2 separate regions of the Homo sapiens genome follow, and region 1 is linked to region 2. The links are chromatin contacts, found by Hi-C or POLR2A ChIA-PET in ENCODE. All regions are on one chromosome and are shown on one strand. The core of a region is the stretch at or near the end of the contact, and the rest is flanking DNA. Distances in the headings are between cores, read along the strand shown.

What was found. A loop is a pair of places that touch in the nucleus more often than their neighbours do. ChIA-PET counts read pairs that join two places held with the same protein, here RNA polymerase II (POLR2A). Pooled maps may share reads with other maps.
Region 1: a loop to region 2 is called in a map of CD4-positive, alpha-beta memory T cell, with 2.1 times the contacts of the local background. The contact joins two enhancer-like sites. A Hi-C loop is called at or near these places in 1 of 168 maps with a recorded cell type or tissue (CD4-positive, alpha-beta memory T cell), 3 of 37 single-sample maps with no recorded cell type and 10 of 50 pooled maps. POLR2A ChIA-PET finds 5 or more read pairs at or near these places in 1 of 52 experiments (activated CD4-positive, alpha-beta T cell).

Annotation. Positions count from the first base shown.
Region 1 is chr2:12,552,354-12,558,038 of GRCh38, reverse strand. All of the region lies in intron 4 of MIR3681HG (MIR3681 host gene), which reads right to left. Among named protein-coding and RNA genes, the nearest start is that of TRIB2, 160 kb to the left of the region's middle. Within about 2 kb of position 2,922, at least 5 of the 41 ENCODE cell types and tissues checked have a DNase peak (open chromatin) inside an H3K27ac peak, as active enhancers do.
Region 2 is chr2:12,426,534-12,432,394 of GRCh38, reverse strand. All of the region lies in intron 4 of MIR3681HG (MIR3681 host gene), which reads right to left. Among named protein-coding and RNA genes, the nearest start is that of MIR3681, 230 kb to the right of the region's middle. Within about 2 kb of position 1,519, at least 7 of the 41 ENCODE cell types and tissues checked have a DNase peak (open chromatin) inside an H3K27ac peak, as active enhancers do.

The sequences.
Region 1 (5,685 bases), core at 1,673-4,172, 120 kb before region 2:
GGGTAAATCTGCTCTGCTTCTTGATCACAAAATTCTGGAAGACCATGTGGGACCAGAATTATTACTATGGAGACTACAATCTGCCACACTGAGTGCTAACTATTATTTCAAGCATTCAACGTTTCTAGGAGTGAAACACTGTGATGTTGTCAGGCGTTTGAACCAGAGTGACTCCATCTTGAGTAGGGGGCGGGTAAAATAAGGCTGAAACCTCCTGGGCTGCATTCCCAGTTAGGCATTCTAAGTCACAGGATGAGATAGGAGACTGGCATAAGACACAGGTCACAAAGGCCTTGCTGATGAAACAGGTTGCAGTAAAGAAACTGGCTAAAACCCACCAAAACCAAAATGGCCATGAGAGTGACCTCTGGTCATCCTCACTGCTACACTCTTATTAGCGCCATGACAGTTTACAAATGCTATGGCAATGTCATGAAGTTACCCTATCTGGTCCAAAATGGGGAGGCATGAATAATCCACCCTTTGTTTATCATATCATCAAGAAATAACCATAAAAATAGGCAACCAACAGCTCTCAGGGCTGCTGTGTCTATAGAGTAGCCCATTCTTTTATTCCTTTACTTTCCTAATAAACTGGCTTTTAGTTTTCTCTGTGGACTTGCCCTGAATTCTTTCTTGCATGAGATCAAAGAACCCTCTCTTGGGGTCTGGATCCAGACCTCTTCCAGTAACAATGTAAGCAGATGCAGAGTGAGGATCAAGAGGATACAATAAGCCACATCCTGAAAAATAAGGATAAGCTTGAGACCCTCTCAGGTGGGAGTTAGAAACTCCAGAGCAAGGATCACAGCTATAAAGACTTTGTAGTTTAGAAAGCTTTGCCACTCCCTCTGGTATGTTAGTTCTGCAGCTCTTCACCATTGCCGATGACCCTTGCATGTGACTTCATGAGCAACCTGGAGGAGTGTTAGCTGCAGACTGATTCCACACTGCAGATATTTACAAGGACGAAGACTCAGAGGAGTTCATGAGAGGTGTCTGCTCTCAGAGGAAGTGCAAACAGCAAAGTCCTGGGTGCTGTAGCAAGAAACATGCAGAATGGTGGATGGCCTGGGACAGCCACACAGCAGCTAGCCCTTGTTGACTCATAGGTCAGGCTCTTCCGTCGTGTGGTTTAATCTTTAGGGCAAGCCTGTGAGGTAGCTCTCTGCATCATTGGTGAGGAAATGGAGACTTCCATGATTTTATTAACTTTATACAGCTTTAAGGCAAGAAACTAGGACACAAAACCACGTAAGTCTGTCTCCAAAGTCTACAACCTTTCACAGCAGTGTACTGGGACTGGTGACTGAGAGGACCACATGCAACCCCACTTATCAGGGACATGTTTTTTCCTCTCTGGAAATGACAGAACAAAGATTACAAAGGCTGAGAGATATTGGCCTGAGGAGTGGGACGTTCACTTAGCTCCTTCTTTTCTGTAAACACTTATAAATTGGACTGACATTTTTCCAAATATTCTCCTGTAAACGGCAGGTAGATCGTTTCTGCTATTGATTGTCTTATTTATAGCTAACAAAATGCATACATTAGTTAGGAGAGAGGAATGAAAATAGTCTGTCAATTACTTTTGTGCTCACAAACTATGCTAGACATTTCAAGTTCTTCATTCAAAATTCCATAGCATCTGTTTAAGATAGTAGCTACTTACTTCATCTCACAGGTGTGCCACTAAGGCTTAGAAAGGTGAAGCATCTCGCCAATGTCACATAGGTAGTAACTGGAAGAATCAAAGCTTAATCCAAAGTTGCTTGGCTGCAAACTTATTTTTGGGTTTTCAAATGTGCACTAAAAGCACTGGCTAGGCTGGTTGGGGAGAAACCGAAGAAGAGGAACTCATGTAGAACAGGGAAACTATTGGACCAGCCAAAGCTGCTTAACCTTTTCTGCTGTAATAAAATGTTCAAGGGTACCATGGCCTTAGTCAGCGGCATCTGAATCCACTCTTACGAAGCTGTGATTCTGTGACATGCTTGATAGACACTTATCTGAGTCTATCAATTAAAGCTTCAGCAAACTCTGTCCAGATGTATTTTCATCTATAGTTTTAAGACAAATTATTATTTAATGTCAGTCTTTTTTCCTGTAAATGTGTACACCATGCTAAGTGCTTTACATGCTTAGCATCGGTCAATCTTCACAACAGCTCTGTGCTGTGGCTTGTTATCCTCATCCAACAGATGTGAAAACCAAGGATCCTTCCAAGCTTGCACGGCCAATTTTGGTGGAACCACAATTAAGATGCAAGTTGGTTTAACTCTGAAACCTGTGTTTCTTCATGAAATTGTGCCACGATTTCATTAGGAGAAGCCCTCTTGCAGGCCCCTTTCGTATTTAACGAATAATCCATACTTCATGGTTTCTGCTGCTTTTCTTTTCCTGGAGGATTTTATTAAGAAATCCATTTGTCTTTGCACCCTGGGAGCTGCTTCCTCCTGCTGTCTGACTCAGGCTTTTCAGCCTATTTGCACCTCAAATCCCTCATTAGGGAATCCAGGCTGGGGAGAGTTCTAGGCACAGTTTAAAAGGTTTTGCTCCCCCCACCCTGCCCGCCCACCCCTTCCTATTTTTGCTTTTATTTTTAACTGCACTTCTTTCTGACAGGAACTCTGTTTGTCCTGACTTGAGTCTGATGTTATGAGTCACTGGGGAGATATAATATGCTGATTGCTGAACCAGGTTATTATTTTTTCTTTTTCTATGACTCATTCTCTTCAAAATCTCTAATTTATGATAAAAGTCAGTAAGATGTAAGCACAGAAAATGTTCCTAATGGGCTGTCTTATTAGGTTTGGGCCCACTTTGTCTAGTTTAACTCTTGAGATGAACAATGTAATTCAGTGTCCCCCTTAGAAAGATCTGGGGCCGGTGGGCCATGGCTCCTCCCACACCACTGCCAGGCAGGGCAATGAGCAGTGCTAGGGCTCCACTCATAGGAAGAGTTCAACCTGTGGACCCAGTTGAAAGAAGAGAAAGCTTCTGATGAGATACTACTAGTGCTGCCCACATATGTGCATCACAAGGACATAGAGCCATAAAAACCTATCCTGCTTTACAATGTTTCTAATGAAGGAACATTATAAGTCATCATCCCCTTAAAATGCCACCCCAAAATGGGGCAAACGCATATGCAAAATACAAACATAGCTCACAAGATGACAGTGTAAACTAAGAAAATCTACTCAGACGTAGAAAGAGATGGGGATTTTTTATGATCCACTTTGTTATGTAAACAAAGAGTCAGACTGTTAGACCAGGACAAGATTTTCAAGGTCTCATTCAATGCACGACCACTTTTCATAGCCCCTTGGACAGATGCAGCCAGTAATGGGGAGCTCCCTGTGTTCTCAACTATTTAACCATTTGAAGTTCATTGGTGAATAATTGAACACTTACCCTGTGCCCCGATGTCTCCTAGGAACCAGAGATGCAAATGTGATAATGATGTCTCTAAACTGCCCTGGTCTTAGGAGGACAAACTCCTGACTCTTCTTCAGCAACCCCCGCTGTGTCCCTTCTTAGCCTTGCCCAAGCCTGTTTAACCTGCGCCGGACCCACAGCATGAGGCTGAGGCAGCTTCTAAGCTGCTATAGATGTGGCCTTTAGTCCGCTGGGTTGCTCTTTTGTGTCAGCCTCTGCCTGGTGACACAGCTTGTCAGTGCCACTGCTTGGGATCTGCCGCAGTGCAGCAGCTGGAATGAATCACACGCCTCTTCCAATTTCAGTGGTCTTCTGTTGTTATGGACTGAGTTCTGTCCCCCTAAAATCCGCATGTGGAAGTAGTCGTAACCCAATGTGACTGTATTTAAAGATAGGGTCTTTAAGGAGATAATTAAGCTTATTTAATTTTTTATTCATGTAAGTTTACAGGATATAAGTGTAATTTTTTTGCATGTATAGATTACATAGTGGTCAAGTCAAGGCTTTTAGGGTACCCATTGCCTGAATAGCATACGCTGTACCATTAAGTAATTTCCCATCCTCTACCAATTTAATTAAGTTTAAATGCTGTCAAAAGAGTGGGAAGCTAATCCGATAAGACCTGTGTCCTTATTAAAAGAGGAAGAGACACCAGGAATGTGCAAACAAGGATGAAAGGTCACATAAGGACACAGTGAGAAGGTGACCATCTGCAAGCCAGGAAGAAGCCAACCCTGCTTCACCTTCATCTTCAACTTTTATCCTCTAGAACTATGAAAAGATTAATCAAGTCACTCAATTTGTGGTATTCTTTTCCAGCATCCCACGGGGGACTACCACACCTCTTTATCATCATTCTCTTGTCCAACAGAAACTCTTTTTGGGGAGATAAATGTCTTGGTCTTGGCCATCAGGCCAGGTTCCATCTTACTCCATCTAGCACCAAATGGACATCCATGTTGTTTGTCTTGATTTGGTGCAGAAGTAATGGTGGTGTTTGCATTGTGCAATTTGATCTTTGATATTGGAATACATTCTGAAACAAATGTGGTTATGTTACACATCATTCTAATGTGCATTTCTCACTTTATGTTTTTTTGCTAATGACTTATTACTTGCTGTTTATTTTATATTTATTTTAGACTATGAAAATTATGTTAGACAAAAAGCAAATTCGAGAGATTTTATTTGAGTTCAAAATGGGTTGTAAAGCATCAGAGACAACTTGCAACATCAATAACGCATTTGGCCCAGGATCTGCTAATGAACGTACAGTGCAGTGGTGGTTCGAGAAGTTTTGCAAAGGGGACGAGATCCTTGAAGATGAGGAGTGTAGTGGCCGGTCATCACAAGCTGACAACAGCCAATTGAGAGCAATCATCAAAGCTCATCCTCTTATAACTACATGAGAAGTTGCTGAAGAACTCAACCACGACCATTCTGCGATTGTTCAGCATTTGAAGAAAATTGGAAGGGTGAAAAAGCTTGGCAAGTGAGTGCCTCACGAGTTGAGTGAAAATGTAAAAAATCGTTATTTTGAAGCATTGTCTTATTCTACACAAAAACAACAAACCATTTCTCAATCGGATTGTGACATGCGACAAAAAGTGAATTTTATTTGACAACCAGCAATGACCAGCTCAGTGGTTGGACAGAGAAGAAGCTCCAAAGCACTTCCCAAAGCCAAACTTGCACCAAATAAAGGTCATGGTCACTATTTGCTGGTCTGCTGCTGGTCTGATCCGCTACGGCTTTCTGAATCCTGGCGAAACCATTACATCCAAGAAGTATGATCAGCAAATCAATGAGATGCACCGAAAACTGCAATGCCTGCAGCCAGCATTGGTCAACAGAAAGGGGCCCAATTCTTCTCCATGAAAACGCCGGACCACACATCGGACAACCAACACTTCAAAAGTTGAACGAATTGGGCTATGAGGCTCTGCTTCATCCACCATATTCAACTGACCTCTCCCAATCAACTACCACTTCTTCAAGCTTCTTGATGACTTTTTGCCAGGAAAATGCTTCCACAACCAGCAGGATGCAGAAAATGCTTTCCAAGAGTTTGTTGAATCCCAAAGCGTCGATTTTTACACTACAGGAATAAACAAATTTCTTATTGGTAAAAAGTTCTTGATTGTAATGGCTCCCATTTTGATTAATAAAGATGTGTTTGAGCCTAGTTATAATGATTTAAAATTCATGATCCGAAACAGCAATTATTTTTGCACCAACCTAGTA
Region 2 (5,861 bases), core at 270-2,769:
CTCAATATAATATGTTCCCCAATATGCTTATAAATGTATATATTTAAAATACTATCAAAAGTACATCAAAACAATCATGGTTACCTCTGCATGACAGGATTACCTTTTCCTTCTCTCCTGCTTTTGTCCATATTTTCCAAAGTTTCTATCAGAAATGGGTGTTACTACTGGGCACCCTGGCTCATACCTGTAATCCCAGTACTTTGGGAGGTCAAGGCAGGATACCTGATTGAGCCTAGGTGGTCTAGACCAGCCTGGCAAAATAGTGAGACCCTATCTCTACCAAAAAAAAAAAAAATGCTGGGAGTGGTGGTGCGCACCTGTAGTCCCAGCCACTTGGGAGTCTGAGGTTGCAGGATCACTTGAGCCTAGGAAATCGAGGCTGCAGTAAGTTGTGATCCTGTCACTGCACTCCAGCCTGGGTGACAGAGCGAGACCCTGCCTCAGAAAAAAGGAAAAATGGAGAAAGAAAAGAAATGCATATTACTCCTTTATAGTTCAATTAAAACTTCTTATCTAAAAACGAGATGCTATTTCTGAAAGTATAGAAAGCTCTCCTTGACTATGGATGGCAACTCTGAGACACTGGGCTGCATAATAATATTATGTGTTCAGCAGTGCGTCTCCAAATGTGTCACAGCTTAAATATTCATGGATTTTGATTGTGAGGAGACCCAGAGGGATAAAGCAGTTTGTCCAAGGTCAGGTGGCAAACCTGTAGCAAAGGCAAGATTAGAACCAAGACCTCCTGGCTCCTATTCCAGTACTCCTCCAGTACCACACTGGTGTTTGTTGTTGTTTTGTTTTCTATATAAAGAATTTTTCTGACCTTAATGGCAACTTTAACAAACACAGAACAAAAGCAAGAATTAATTGAGTAATGGAAATGAAGGAGAAAGAAAATCTCTGCCTATGATAACAGCCACCATCTCTCTCATTATGCTGAACTGTGGTTAAAATGCCCAAAGTTGGCCGGGTGCAGTGGCTCACCCCTGTAATCCCAGCACTTTGGGAGGCTGAGGGGGGCGGATCACAAAGTCAGGAGATCGAGACCATCCTGGCTAACATGGTGAAACCCCGTCTCTAGTAAAAAATACAAAAAAAAAAAAAAAAAAATTAGCCAGGCATGGTGGCGGGTGCCTGTAGTCCCAGCTACTCGGGAGGCTGATGCAGGAGAATGGCATGAACCTGGGAGGCGGAGCTTGCAGTGAGCCGAGATAGTGCCACAGCACTCCAGCCTGGGCGAAAGCGAGACTCTGTCTCAAAAAAAAAAAAAAAAAAAAAAAGTGCTCAAAGCTCATCTTCCTCTTTAAAGAGCACTCCCACGGGTGCTGTGGAGTTAGGCTTAGATCTCAGTATTGAGTAGACTGAGTAAACTATGCCTGGAAGTTTCACTATACAAAGTAACTTTCAGTTTCTTCCCAAGTCACCGGTTTAAACATATGCACAGGATATATAACGTCCTGGGTGGTTTACTGTCTCACTTAGCTGACCAGTGAGAGGCGTTCTTAAGTACTGCTTTCCTCAGTTCACTTTGAGCAAATACATTACTCATTAAGCCTCTGTTGGTCAAGAACCTGAAAACAAGTAGCAGTTGCAGTGTTGGTTCCTTCCTTCAAAATTTGATGTTTAGAGAACTTTCTAGAATAACTGTAAAACTAGTGAAATCTGGAGGAAAGCCAACATTGGCTTTGCAAAAACACTATCTTTCTAATCCAGTTTCTTAATGTTTAGCCATTACTGACAGCTTTCTTCCCTGCTTTCTTCCTTTTCTTTCATTTTCCTCTTTTTCCATTTTGCCTGTCTTTTCGTTCCCTTTTCCCTTCCCTTTTCTCAGTTTTTACTTCTGTTTTTTCTTGCTTCTTATTATCTTTCTCTCATCCTTTCTTTTTTCTTTTTTTCACCTCTTCCTTCGATCTTCCTTCTGTCCTTCCCTCCCTCTCCTCCTTCCTTTCTTCCTCCCTTTCCTCCTTCCTCCTTCTTCTCCTTCCTTTTTCCTTTCTTCTTCTCTTTCTTCCTTCCTTCCTTCTTCCTTCTAACTGACACAGTAAATATTTTTGTCTCCCATTAGTTGCCAGACCTCGTAGTCACCCGCTTGGAGCCAGACTAGCAATTGCCAAAGAATGGGCCTTTGAGTCAGACCAGTCAAGAGTCAATTTTCTGATTCAATGTCAACTAACTGCCTGAACATGACCAAGTTATTTAATCTCTACATATTCTTTCATTTCACCAGCACACATTTATTGAATGCCTCTTATGTGTCTTAAGCTATGTAAGGTGTACCCAGTATACTTTTAAAAAACACTCTGTAAAGTGGGGAAAGTGCAGGCTACCCTTGGGCTATTGTAATAAGCCAACTAAACAACACATGTGGCAATGGATAACCTATTTCTGGCACACTGTAGCTTCCCGCTTCCCGTATTTTTCTTTTGCATCCTAGATGCCAAGTATGCATATGTGAGACCCAGTTTTTCAAAGGATCTTACAGGCTAGCCAAAAAAAAAAATCCAGAGTTCTTACTAAAAGGAAAAGAAAAAACTATACTGTGTTTTGTGTATTCTAAATCATGTACTTTTCAGATTTTAGCATCTTTTGTATCAGAATGCATCTTAAAATTGCTGCTAGCCAGGTGGTGGCAATTGCGATGTAGTTGCTACTGGGGTCACATGTGGGCTCAGAGTTGTACACATTATCACCACTTTAGTTCATTAGGTTATATGATTAGTATTACACATACTGAGTTTAACTGCGTTTAAAATATATTTGAAGAGATGATTTTATGATTCCATATTAAAACAAAAATCTATTTGTGTGCACAAAAAGGCAAAAAATAAGAGCAGTAAGGCAGTAATTTGACATCAATGAAGCAAATAGTCTTCATTAGAGAATTTACCACCAGCATCAAAATCTGCAGAATGGTGTCAACAACTTGGAAGGAAATATCATGGGAAATAGTAGAGAACTCTTCTTAGAAATGGTGCATTACCATCAGATTAAGTGGCCCGGATGGAAAAGCACAGCCATCTGTGACTCTGGGCTGAAAAGTGATCAAAAGCAATGAAAGGCTTTAGGAACAAAACAAAACAAAAACAAACAAAAAGCAACAGCAAAATCCCCTCCGTTCAAATCCTGACTCTGCTCTTATTCATGATTCCATTTTGCTAGGACTTAGTTTCCTCTGTTGGAAGAGGAATATTCATAGCATGTACCCAGCAGGGTTGTTATAAAAATAAATTCAAAAGAGGCTGTGGAATGAAATGACTTTTAGTTGCAAGTATTATAAACATATAGACTTTTTGCAGAGCTCATTGTTCACGTGGCTGGTTTTTGTTATTCTTTTTTCCTGAGGCTATGAACTCCTTGGGGGCAGGGATGGTTGGTTAGCATTCAGCTCCCCATTGCCAATGTGTGACAGGCAGCCCATAGTTCATCAGTAAAAACAATGTGCCTGTGCCTAATGTTTTGCTGCTGTTGTTATCACTGTTGTTTTTAAAACCTATTTTGATGCTCACTGCCTCCCTCTGCTATAAAGCAAGTATTGGAATTGGTACTTGAAGTATAAGGAAGCACACAGAGAAGTCTGGTGATTTGTCTAAATCACATGGAAAGTTAGAATTGAGTGCTATCATGGGCCTGATATATTTTCGAACTGGGTCAGGACTGGCTCAGTCATGAGGGTGGGTCTGAGCCAGCCAGTGGGCTTCTTGGTACATCCAGCTCTCAGAAGCCGTCGGGGGGCGAGGGGGAAGGTTGGGAGAAAGGCTGGGCCTGTCCCCAGCTGTGCGCTAGAAACAATTATATGGAGCAATCTCCTGAAAGAGGCCAAGGCTACCCTGTGGCAGAAAGGAGCCTGAACATGTAAACATCTGTGAGGGCGGGGGTGCCTGGAAAGAGCTGCAGGAAGGGGAGCATGTGAGGCCCAGTGGGAAGGAATGTGAGAACTCCAGGGCCTCACCAGGATGGGGCTGGAGGATGGGGAAGTCACTGGGGAGGGTGTGCAAATTGCTCCCTGCAGGCCAGGATGGAAGAGAGAATGATCCTGTGGAAAGGGGGTGATTAGGACATCCCTCATGGAAGATGGAAAAAATGAGGGACACCTTTGAATCTACCCAGTGTACATGCAGGAGAAGAGCAAAAGAGGGGCCCACCTGTTTAGAAGTTGTGCTTCCTTTGAGAAGTGGAGCCATGATATCTGGCATTGAACGGCACCCTTTCGAGCAGAAAGCAGACCTGAGTTTGAATTATAGGTTTACCATTTACGAACTGTGTGATTTGAGAAATGCCATTTTTTTCTCCCCATTCTCCAGTTTCCTCATTAGTAAAGTGGAGCTGAAATGCTGAATTGGTAGTACTGTTGTCAGGGCTAAGTCAGATAGCAGGTAAACATGCCCATTCAGCATCCAGTGCCCATTAAGTATTGGATATACATGTGAATAAAAATGCGAATGAACAGATGACCTAGTACACAGACAGACACTGATTTTTGAAGCATGATGGAGAAAGCTTCACTGAGGCCCTGGCAGGGGTAGTGGGGAAGACATGGCTGGAAGAGCATGGGACAGAGGAGGCAAATGCCCATGTTCTGTCAGGGGCACAGCTCCTAACATGCGGGGTGGTCTTGAAAAAGTGACCTTTCTTTTTTGAGCCTAAATCTTTTCTCCCATACAATTGATAGACTCTCTTTTTGTGTGTGGTTGGAGCTCAAGCAGCCACAATTGAGAGATTCTGCAATACATTTTTCCCACTATCAACCTAGCCCAGAGACACTATGAATTTATAATTAGTTAACTTGGAAAAACATAGAATAAAAATAAACAGTAATTGCGGTGCCCAACAACACAGACTAATTGGAACACATTTAGGGGAAAAAATTGGAATGTAAAAAGAATTCAAAATCATCTCCTATCAGGGTGATAATTCTCCATATGCCAAACCCAATTGTAGCAGACCGAGATAGACCTCTAAGGGTGCTCACACAGTCCAGAGAAAAGCACATTCTTCATGATGCTAAGCATTAACCCCAAATGTGGGCCAATAACCTAGAGATAGATAAAGAATGGCTCAATCTAAGGTATACCCTGTCAATATTTATGAACTGGAGGCCCCAGGAGGCAGTGCCTGTCCTGGCATCAGAGGGGTTTAAATCAAGGCATGAGATAGAGTTGGAGGGGATGGCCTTCTAGACTGAGCTTGTGAGTTGAAGATCCTAGTGGAAAAGTACTCAAATCAATGAAATAGTCACCAACTAATTTACAGATTTTTCAGAAATCATCCAGAAAGCATTCAGATGTATTTGCCATTGAAATAGTTGAATTAAAATGATTTTCTTGTTTAGAAATTGAATTAGCATTCACAGGCAGAAAGTTATTCAAAATTATTAACTCTATTCCAAAAAAGTTTAGCTAAAATCAAATATAAATATATTATAATGCAAACCTTATAATGCATACAGAGGCCAAGAACCCCTCAGGGGTACTGGGAAGTTAAATTCTCTCCTCGTCCCTGTATTCTAAAACAGACTAATTTTTTATCTTAATTTTAATGCCATATGCTATAGGGCCAAACTCCACAAGAAATATGATAGATTCAATATGTTACATTGTTTTGATAAAGAAAAAAGTAAAAACAGTTTATTGAGAGAGAAGTTTTTTACTTTTGCCAGCAAATTCTAGGATGGATTTATCCCACAGGCCTTCCAGACCTCAGAGGACAACCCTGTTCTCTTGCCACCTCATACATTACCCTGTGCCCTACACCATCTTGCCACACTTCACTTTGCTTTCTTCTTCCAAAGATTTCTTATAGCACCCATTCAGCAGGCAATCACAAGGTCCACATAGTCAGTTACAGATCCATTCACT